Linked DNA regions of Homo sapiens: region 1 is linked to region 2. The links are chromatin contacts, found by Hi-C in ENCODE. All regions are on one chromosome and are shown on one strand. Each heading gives the region's core, a stretch centred on a gene start or an enhancer-like site at or near the end of the contact. The rest is flanking DNA. Distances are from core to core; before and after follow the strand shown. Region 1 overlaps ATP8A1 (ATPase phospholipid transporting 8A1). Region 2 holds the start of LINC02265 (long intergenic non-protein coding RNA 2265).

Region 1 (2,700 bases), core at 155-2,654, 2.3 Mb after region 2:
TGCTCTGCTGGCTGGTCTCATGGCATTCTTTGGTAGTTCTTACCTGACATGGTTATTGCAGAATTTTGTCAGCTGGGGCTGGTTGATGAAAATAGTCCTTACTTCCTCCTGGTCAGCCAGTGAGGTCTTCTCTGAAACATCATCTGTCTTCTCATAACCTTAAAAAGAGATCTTCTTATTGTACAAGAAATGTTTTATTGTCCAGACCAAAAACAGATTTCATAACTAGTCTAGAATATGAAATCTGTTAAAAGCTACTTGCTTCCCCTTAACTGTTGTTTCTTTTATAATAAAAAGTAACATCCCCATATTTAACATTTCTACTAGATTTAAAGGGCAGCATTTAACAGTCATGTAAAAACTGAGCCATATCAAAAACAAGACATAACATCAACTTTCCATTTCCCCCGTAAGTGTTCAACTTCTTTCCTTCCACTATATAAAAAGATGCCCAGAAGTAAACCTTAATTTTAAACTGGTTTAAATTACAGTTTTAGGTAAAACTAACAAGGTAATTTAAAATATAGTCAAAAATTAAAGCATATGCATTTAATACTTTTCTGGGTTTTTTCCCAGATGAAGACAGAAGAAAAGATAAATAGTAAGGTTTAAATAGAGAACTGCAACAATGATCCAACTCACTATCATCACCTATTTTTTTCTCCAGTTAGAATTCATGTTCACAAACGAACTTTAAATTTCTCAAGAGCACTTCAAGTCATCTCATAATCATTGAAACAACAGGATACATTCAACTGGGTACTTTGTTGCAATGTTGACAAACACTTTAAAAAATACATACAAGTTCTAGAACAGAATATCAACAGATAGTATTTTAAACAGCTTTTTGTGTCTTCTAGTGAAAAATCAAAGGGGTGACAACAGTACTGTATCTCCAAAACCCATTTTTCTTCTCTTTTCTGCCTAGCCAATGCCAACTCCTCCCATAAGACCTGCTGACATGTGGTTTCTTCTGAAGTGTTCTATGATGTTCAAGTTAGGTAAAACGTCTTTGGGTTTCCACAGCCCTCTGAACCTCCCCACTCTTCAGCAAAACACTTACCAGAAGGTTTTGTTGCTGCCTGAGTCAGGTTCCCCCTACCAGAATGGGAACTCCCTAGGGCCATAGAGGGTGTGTTATTCATCTTCTCAACACCAGTGCCAACAAACAGCAGGTACCCAATGTTTGCCGAATACATATACCCAATGAAAAATGAGTGGTTGACTGTTTTTTGGGGGCAAGAAAAGCTGCTCCACCCACTGATGAAAAAACAACTGTTGGCCAAGTGCTGGTAACAACTATGTGAAAAGCTGGCCTGTGGGGTTTGTTATAGTATGAAACCAGAAAATCACTGAGGTGTTCTACAAAGGTGAGAAGCATGAGCACAGGGACTGGGGTGTGAGAAACGGTGTCATGTGTGCAGGGGAGAGCAAACAGGGCAGTGCTGCTGGAGCACAGACAGAAGGCGGACGAGAAACCACGCTGAGGAAGCACGCAGGCCAGGTCCCAGAGGACCCTGCGCTCTGCTTGGCAGCCAACCACTGAAAGCTTTCCAAGTAGGAGGGGCACAGGGTGAGAGGCACATTGTATCCTTATCACCCTGGAGGTCACATGGCTCCGAGTAGATTCTGTCACACCCATTTTGCAGTTTCAGACCCAATCAGCAGCTTTGCTCACAGTGTTTCCCTACACCATGTTCTAAACACATACTTTTCCCTCTAGTTTTGTATAATTGAAATTTCACACATGGGTTATTGAATAGAGGGAGATCAATCTTTAAAAAAAATTGAGTCCTTTATTAGGTCTTCCTTCGTGGTAGCATGAAGACCAGAGTGTGCTGTTCCCCGCCTCTGGATTAGAGAGAGAGCCTCAAAAAAACCAGCTCTTCACTCCACTCTGAGCTGATGTTCTCAGGTTGTGTTGTATTTACTTTATATAATGGACTTTTGAGTGTTGTATCTACTTTATGTAATGGGACTTTTGAGGGCCCCGCCCTTGGATGTCCTTAGCTGAGGAACTGGGTGTTACTCCATCCAGACACACCTACTTACATTGAGGTCTCAAACGCTGCTGGGAGAGCACTGGATATTGCTATCCACTGAAAGCAATTGGATACTGCATCTCCCCCTCAGATATTAACTTGTATTCAAGAATTTCTGTGGGGCAAAGGATTTTCCTTGAACTAAAGGGACTGGAATTAACCCCATCCCTTATGTGGGAATCAGAGTAATTAAAACAATCCTAATGGATTAGTAGGGGCCCAACCTAGGTCAGATAATAAGGGATCTTTAAAGAGAAAACTCACCAAAATGAAGGGGAAAATCTAAACTGTAAACTGTTGCCAGGGGTAGGACCATCGAAGAGACTGGATGGCTCTGAGCACAGGATTTCACAGACAACATAGGCTTTCTTTACCCAGGCATTACAGAAAAGCTTTGGAAAGATATTGTACATGAAGCTGAATGTATGCAGAACGCTTCGCTCTGTTGTGCCCTGACCAGGTGTGATACTGAGGAAGGGAGATCTGCACTGAAAGCAGGGAGTGAGGCTCTCAGCCAGTGGAGCTGGTAGGCACCTCTCCCCTGTCTCCTCAGCAGTGACATGGAGAGCCATCAGGCACCTGAAGCCCACTCCCAGAATGTTTGAAGGCCAGAGATTGCAGGTATCACCTTCTGTTATGTATCCAATTCTGTTTACTC
Region 2 (2,759 bases), core at 1-2,500:
TACGATTTAGTATTATAGCAACTTTTTTTAAAAAGCAGAAGTGCTAAGAAAAGTTAAGGAACTCAACAAAGCTTGCATCGCTAGGAAGTAAAAAGCCAGAATTTTGATTTAAATCTAATGACCTATGTTTATTCCATATTATGCAGCCTCTTGGATGCTCTAATGCTGGCCTAATCAGGAGAAAGAGGCAAATGAGATCACGGTCAAAACTGCTGGGGAAGTCAGGTGCAGTGGCTCACGCCTGTAAACCCAGCACTTTGGGAGGCTGAGGAAGGAGAATCACTTGAGCCCAGGAGGTCAAGGCTGCAGTGAGCTATGATTGCACCACTGCACTCCAGCCTGGGTGACAGCGTGAAACCCTGTCTCAAACAAACAAGCAAAAACTACCAGGATTGAAAATATCTGAGTGAGGAAGATGGTTTGTAATGGAGGCAAGCTAGCAAGAAAAGAATGTGGGGGAGGGGTTCTATACCTGCATCAGATCATCTGAGGGCCCACAGTGCAGCTCCGTGGGCTCTGAGGGATTGTGTAAGAGGCAGCTGGCAGATATGCATGGGGTGGGCTGATCTGGCAAAAAGACGAGATAAATCTGAAAAATACATTTTACAGTGCTCTTTACACTGAAGAATCTTGCAGAGTAACTGGTAGATATGATAAGGGATAGAGAAGGAATTACTGCTTAATAGCTAGCCAGACACTGGCATTAAGGTTTCTGCATATTTAAATGGGTGTGCTTTTCCCATCCCTGACAGATTCTTTTGTTTTCCCCTACGTCCTTAGGTTCCTCTTTTATACAAATGGCCTCTATGTCCATTCACACTGTTCTGCAAGATCAAAGGAGAAAATAATTCCCAAAGCAATGTTCTGGGACACTGAGGGTCATCAAACATCAAGTGAAATTTGATCAACTTGCATTTTTATGTATTATCTCTTACCTTTTGCATCTTCAGAAAGGCAGTTTATCTTTATTTTCATTTAGTGGTAAAATATTTTCTAATAGCATCAGTGAAATCCTGTTGAAAGTCAATGGCCAGCTTTTTAGACATAAGACAAATGAGAGTTCTGTTGGGCACAACAGAACTGCTAACAGGTCTTTCACTATATTTCTTTCTCTCTCAGCCATTGATGGGTGTCTGACACCTCCAAACTCCCTCTATGCTGGGCTGATTAGAAGTGGAGGAGTTGTCTAAGATGCAACTGTTTGAACTTCAGCGGTGGAAGGTTGGGCAGCTGGGCCCCAGGTGTGTGCATTCAGACTGTAGCAGGAGTGATGCCCTCTCCCCGTGGTCCATCAAGCTCTATCTATAAGATGAGTCTCAGGAGACTGAGTACCAACCTCTAGACAGGAGCAGGGAGGGATATAAAATAGAAATGTTGACAAGGCAAAGAGAATGATGCCCCCAAGGCCACTGTGGTTCTACAGACTTATGTTTGTGCTCGAGTTAGAGCAGGATGAGGTTGGAAATGAAGCTTACAGAGTTACAAGGGACGGCGGTAGTTCCAGAAAGGACAGGGTCATCTGGTTTTTGGAAGGCATCTTGGAGATTTCATCGTACGTAAGCCATCCAGAGCTAGTATGTGGGCTGCATGATGTTGGGGACTTGCTTTCCTCCTGTCTTTTTGCTCTACTGTTCTCGATACAGAACTTCTCCCTGTGAGGTCCGATGGTAGTTAGGGAGCAATGGTGCTAATAGGAGGCTTTGTTAATGAGAACAGGGATGCCTGCTAGATTTGGGGTTAGAAAGGAAAACAAAGAAATGTGATGAGGTCCTAGTGTCGTTGGCAGCTGGCAAATTCATTACATCATCAAGCTCTCTGACTTAAGTCTCTTGCCTACCTTGCGCTGGTTAAAACGAAAATGTAGCCCTCAGCGCCGCAGAAAACAATTCTCCAGGGCTGTGACCATGGGGTGCCAGGGAGGAAGTGAAACTAATTGGGCAAAGACTCTTCCTGTCTGTCCATTCCTCTGTGTGGCCCTCTGGTAGAAGCAAGGATTTATGCATGTTGGGCTAGATATGAGTGAAAAAGGGGAAACATGGTCTGAAGGAGGACTTTGGGGTCAGGAATAGTCTAAAGTTTAGCAATTTTCTTTTGCTTTAGGAATCGCTCTTTGACCTCATTTTTTTTTTCTTTTTAAGTGAAGTTTCCAAGCAGAAAAGGCAGTATTTGCCAAGTGCTACAATTCACTCTAAGCTGATTGGGTTCTGAACACGAAGGCCCTTTTTACTCTCACAATCATTTAAAAACAGTAGTAGTAAGTGGGGTGTTTTCGCACTAATTTACAGGTTCCTCATTTGTTGCTATGATGACCCCCTGAGGCCGGAATTGTTATCCTCTTACAGATGGGGCAGTTGAAGCTCAGAGAGAAGTGGCTTGACCAAGGCCCAACGGCAGGTGAGCAGCAGAGTCTAGGGTTTTATCTTTCTATCACACCTGTCACCGTGGTGCCCGGGGATGAGCAGTCACTTCAGATAAACGTTGAGGTTTCTGTTACCAGCCGTCCTCCGGGCCCAGTGTGATTAGTCTACTTTGCTCAGCTTCCTGTAGGTGTGTTGTGATACTCTGTAGATACTTTATTTCCTCTTCTCCCCTAGTTCGTCCAGAAATACAAACTGTTGAATTTCTTTATCATCATTTTAGAAGTGATAAACATTCCCAAAAGGTATGTTATTTCTGCCATGGAGTTGGCAGTCTTTATTCATGCAGAATGCATTCTGGAGTGTTTTGTTTTAGTGAAAAGAAGACATTCTTAGAAATTG

The links. A loop is a pair of places that touch in the nucleus more often than their neighbours do. Pooled maps may share reads with other maps.
Region 1: a loop to region 2 is called in a map of GM12878, with 7 times the contacts of the local background. The contact joins the enhancer-like site here to the promoter of LINC02265 in region 2. A Hi-C loop is called at or near these places in 1 of 168 maps with a recorded cell type or tissue (GM12878), 5 of 37 single-sample maps with no recorded cell type and 5 of 50 pooled maps.

Annotation. Positions count from the first base shown.
Region 1 is chr4:42,626,952-42,629,651 of GRCh38, forward strand. It overlaps ATP8A1 (ATPase phospholipid transporting 8A1), which reads right to left. Exons shown (of 37, transcript NM_006095.2): 2 at 44-158. Among named protein-coding and RNA genes, the nearest start is that of ATP8A1, 29 kb to the right of the region's middle. RefSeq lists a silencer at 17-66. Within about 2 kb of position 1,405, at least 15 of the 41 ENCODE cell types and tissues checked have a DNase peak (open chromatin) inside an H3K27ac peak, as active enhancers do; they include GM12878, where a contact is called at or near this core.
Region 2 is chr4:40,305,935-40,308,693 of GRCh38, forward strand. LINC02265 (long intergenic non-protein coding RNA 2265) reads left to right here and starts at 1,251. Exons shown (of 4, transcript NR_121641.1): 1 at 1,251-1,552; 2 at 2,343-2,394. RefSeq lists enhancers at 1,671-1,720, 2,291-2,420.